2 separate regions of the Homo sapiens genome follow, and region 1 is linked to region 2. Evidence: read pairs that join two places in POLR2A ChIA-PET (ENCODE). Cell type or tissue: OCI-LY7. All regions are shown on one strand. Region 1 overlaps EYA3 (EYA transcriptional coactivator and phosphatase 3). Region 2 overlaps EYA3 (EYA transcriptional coactivator and phosphatase 3).

Region 1 (2,500 bases), 50 kb before region 2:
GTAGAGATGGGTTTCACCATGTTGGTCAGGGTGGTCTTGAACACCTGACCTCAGGTGATCCACCCACCTCAGCCTCCCAAAGTGCTGGGATTACAGGCATGAGCCACCACGCCCGGCTACTTCTCCATAACTTAATAATGGTGGGAGGTACAACTCAGTCATATCTGATCTCTATGGGGGAAAATGTACTCTGATTGACAAGGTGGTTTTACAAATCTAACAATTTTCAAACCACTTAATGAATTGTACTGGAGGTAAAATGGTAGACCTTAAAAACAACTAGCCATAAACTCTTATTATATCCCGGCTAGAAAGTTTAATGGCTTGATTAGCTAGTTGATAACTCTGAGTTTTTAACAAGTACTGTATTAAAATCACAAATTTCTCTGAGCAATAGTTGGCTTTTATTATAGGGGAACTTGGTCTGCTGACCCAGAAAGTTCATAGGGCTTAATAACACTTTTTTCTCCAACTAAGCCAAATTATTTCTAACATGTGCCACTCATTCATTCAGCAAACCCATTAAGTATATCAGGGTCAACTATGTGCCTAGAAACCATTTCAGCCACTGAAGGATAAAATAGTAAGACAAAGTCCTGGCCCTCAAGGAGTTTAAATTCTAGTGAGGGAAGTTAGTCAATAATTAAGTAATTTTTTTAGGCTCTTATAACCACCATAGAACCCAAGGCAAACTCGCCTAAAAATGTATACAACCACTGCCTGCCCTACCCCACATACAGCTATGACTAAAAAGCCAGGCACTTTTAAAAAAATACAGATCATCGTGTGTGTGTGTGTGTGTGTGTGTGTGTGTGTGTGTGTGTGTGTGTGTGAATAAAAATAATATTCAATTGCAGGTTTAAAAACAAAAGCAGCAACAATGAACTATGCAACAAAAACTACAAATTTAGAGAATCAAATAAAACTCAAGTGCTGGCTCCTATTATTATGTATCTAAAGGCTGCTAGCTCTCCAAATGCTAATGGCATGGTCAACTGTTTTTGGACAGCCTTCACTCCTGTTTTGACAATGGAGCTGCAAAAACTTGAAAGACACCACTTTTGAGAACCAGGCCCCACTAGATGTCCGCTTAAAACAGACAATATACAGATAAAGCTTTGAACAGAAGACCACGGTTACAGAATGGTAAGTGGCACAGCTGCACCAAGTGATAGTGCTACAAAGTTAAAAGTTTAATTCAAGCATTAATGGCACATAAAAGTTTGTGCAAGATTTAGTTTTTACCCACCTCTCTAATTTTAGATCATGTCACTTCACCTCCTTTGCTCACACTGTCTTTCTTTAAGTTACTCAAAACCGGACAAGCTCTTTATCATTTGAGGACTTTTGCAATATTGTTCTCTCTGCCTAGACTGTTCTCTCCAACCCCCTTGCCTTCCCAGCATGATGGCTCCTCAGCATGACTCACTTCCTCAAAGAGGGTCTTTTTGACCTATTAAAACCAAGACCTTTTCTGTTTTCTTAATCACAGTGATCAATTTTTTTTTCAGAGCACTGTTCAAAATCTGTTATGTATTTACTCACTTGTTTTCTCCCCCGCACCCCACTAGTCTGTAAGCTCCAAAAAGGCAGAATCCTGCTGTCTTATAATCTCCAGCATCTAGCAAAGCACCTGACATACAGCAGGTGATGGTCAATAAATATTTGTGGGATTCATATACATCTATCTTGTGTGCACTAAGTGTGAAGGGCAAAATCATTCTTCTTTTTTTTTTTTTAGATGCACTCTCACTCTGTCACCCCGGCTGGAGTGCAGTGGTATGATCTTGGCTCACTGCAACCTCTGCCTCCCTGGTTCAGGCGATTCTCGTGCCTCAGCCTCCCCGAGTAGCTGGGATTACAGGTGCCTGACACTACTCCCAACTAATTTTTGTATTTTTAGTAGAAACGGGGTTTCACCATGTTGGTCAGGCTGGTCTCAAACTCCTGACCTCAAGTGATCTGCCCACCTCAGCCTCTCAAAGTGCTGGGATTACAGGCATGAGCCACCGCGCCCAGCCTAAAATCATTATTTTCTGCTAAAGGCTGACAGGTGGGTTCCTAAAACTTACTCTCATTATGTGACTAATATAACTGACAATTCCTGATCCAGTAGAAGCTGTACATATTTTGGTTAAAACTGATTGCCTAAGTGGGTCATTCGTTCACTTAATCCTTTATCAAATATTTATTGAGTGCCTACTATGTGCAAGCACTGCTCCACACAAGGAGCTTAGTAAATCAAAATAATAAAAATCTCCTAATAAAAGATTATTATTTTTTGAGACAGAGTCTCGCTCTGTCGCCCAGGCTGGAGTGCAGTGGCGCGATCTCGACTCACTGCAAGCTCCGCCTCCTGGGTTCACACCATTCTCCTGCCTCAGCCTCCCAAGTAGCTGGGACTACAAGCACCCACCACCACACCCAGATAATTTTTTGTATTTTTAGTAGAGACAGGATTTCACCATGTTAGCCAGGATGGTCTCGATCTCCTGACCTC
Region 2 (2,500 bases):
GGCTGAGGTAGGAGGATCCCTTGAGCCCAGGAGTAATCTGGTAATCTGGTATGTTGACCAGCCTGGACAACACAGCAAGAGACCCAATCTATTTAAAAAAAAAAAAAAAAGAGAGAGAAGAAGAAGAAAAAAAAAGAGGGTGGGAGGGAAAGGAGAAAGGGAGGGAAGAGGAGAAGGAAGGAAGGGAAAGAGGGGGTAGAAGAGGAAGAGAGGAGGGGGGAAATCCCCTTTCCCAAACACATATACACACAGTTATCATGAAATAGATTTCTAGCCAAAGATGGGTCCATAGCCTAATACCCAGATCCTGTGAATGTTCACTTATTTGGAAAAACAGTCTTTGCATATGTTATTAAGGATTTTGAGATGAGATTATACATAGGCCCTAAACGCCATCACAAATATCCTTATAAGAGAAAAGCAGACATTTAACACACATACAGAGAAGACGGCAATGTGAAAATGGAAGAAGAGACTGGAGGGTTACGGTCAAGGAATGTCAGCAGCCACCAGAAGCTGGGAGAGGCAAGGGATGATTGCCCCTAAAGCCTCTGGAGCAAGTTCAGTCCTGCCAACACCCTGATTTCAGACTTCTGGCCTCCAGAAGTGAAAGAATAAATTTCTGTTGTTTTAAGCCTCAAAGTCTGTTTGGGGTAATTTGTTATGGCAGCCACAAGAAACTAATACAAATAGCAAAGTTTATGTTTTTTGTTTGCTTGGTTTTGCTATTACCTCTCTGTTTGGGCTTGTTGACCATCTCCTGACCACTGAATGAAACAGACAAACTGAAAACGAAAGTGGGAAATGAAGAAATCTAAGTAAGGGGCCGGGTGCGGTGGCTCACACCTGTAATCCCAGCACTTCGGGAGGCCAAAGCAGGTGATCACCTGAGGTCAGGAAATCGAGACCAGCCTGGCCAACATGGTGAAACCCCCCGTCTCTACTAAAAATACAAAAATTAGCCAGGCGTGGTGGTGGGCACCTGTAATTCCAGCTACTCCGGAGGCTGAGGCAGAAGAATCACTTGAACCCAGGAGGCAGAGGTTGCAGCAAGCCGAGATCATGCCACTGCACTCTAGCCTGGGCTACAGAGTGAGACTCCGTCTCAAAAAAAAGAGAAAGAAATGTAAATAAGATAAGAGAACACAACTGTACATACAGCTGAAAAAAAAATGCTTCCAGACATTAAAAATAATAAACATAAAACACTTAAAAACTTTCCAAATAATTGTCAAGTTTGCCTCTCTAATGAAAGTGTTACATAATTCCAAAGTTAGCATTCTCCTGCTGTCACTCTGGGATAAACTTTAAATTTATATAGTGGAAGAAATACCCAGGTAACAATAACACTGACAGTCCCAGGTACTTCATGGATCTTGAGAAATCTTACAAGATCTTTCCAACGCCTTAACAAACTCAACACTAGTATTTGCAAGACAGCACTTAAAGTCTGCATACATTCACTATACTGTTTTTTGTTTGTTTTGAGATGGAGTCTCCCTCTATCACCCAGGCTGGAGTGCAATGGCGCACTCTTAGCTCACTGCAACCTCAGCCTCCCAGGTTCAAGCAATTCTCCTACTTCAGCCTCAGGAGTAGCCGGGATTACAGGCGCCTACCACCACGCCCAGATAATTTTTGTATTTTTTAGTAGAGATGGGGTTTCACCATGTTGGCCAGGCTGGTCTCGAATTCCTGACCTCAAGTGATCTGCTTGCCTCAGCCTCCCAAAGTGTTGGGATTACAGGCGTGAGCCACTACGCCTAGCCTCACCATACTGTTTGATGTGTTCTGCTTAGGGAAAAAAATTACTGCTAGAGTTAAACCTGAAATATATAAAAGTCCTCCTTTCCAATTTATCTTAAATAACAATCTTACGTAAACTATGCCTCAAGACTGAGCTCATATTTTTCTGTTTTGATTGAAGTTCCTATTTTGCATTTCTCTCATGTAATAGTTATACAGTAATATGCTCCTCCATAAATCATTTACTAAATATTTAATTTTTAACTTTGTAACACTGTGCTTAGCACTATATCAAGAACGTTGATAAACACATCATAATATGGTACTAAATGATCAGAAATTTTTTTCATTGGAAAAACGTGACTTTTCTAACTCAACAATTACTTTTTTGCATGTATTTTTCTTTGGGATTTCTTTTTTGTTTGTCTTGAATAGAGCCCTGAAATTCTTTCTAAACATATTCATAGAATATTTCAAGCTGGAAGAAAAACACTGAAATAGAATCCAGGATAAAATATGCCAGGTATTAAAGACATATTCTGAAAGAAATCATAATTACTTTTGGCTGCTGCATCAAAAGTTCATGTCAGTGTTGAATATGCCATTTAACTACCCTTTACAAAAATGTACAGATCAAACAGAATGAAACTATAAAAGCTCAGCTAATTTAACCAAGTAAAGTTGTTAATTCCAACTTCAAGCAACAAAGTAAATAAGGGTAAAATTTAGGAACTTAATCATTTCTTGATAAAGA

What was found. ChIA-PET counts read pairs that join two places held together with the same protein. Peaks named below come from ENCODE experiments on the same cell type or tissue, not always from the same donor. Only the 100,000 strongest peaks of a DNase experiment are listed, where the experiment ranks them.
Region 1: POLR2A ChIA-PET joins it to region 2 with 5 read pairs; 6 of 35 experiments call an interaction of 5 or more read pairs at or near these places.

The regions. Positions count from the first base shown.
Region 1 is chr1:28,019,884-28,022,383 of GRCh38, forward strand. The region is part of intron 7 of EYA3 (EYA transcriptional coactivator and phosphatase 3); the gene reads right to left. Among named protein-coding and RNA genes, the nearest start is that of XKR8, 61 kb to the left of the region's middle. In OCI-LY7, no CTCF peak of the experiment used is centred here; no DNase peak of the experiment used is centred here.
Region 2 is chr1:28,069,455-28,071,954 of GRCh38, forward strand. All of the region lies in intron 1 of EYA3 (EYA transcriptional coactivator and phosphatase 3), which reads right to left. Among named protein-coding and RNA genes, the nearest start is that of EYA3, 18 kb to the right of the region's middle. In OCI-LY7, no CTCF peak of the experiment used is centred here; no DNase peak of the experiment used is centred here; H3K4me3 peaks cover 2,260 bases; H3K27ac peaks cover 2,500 bases.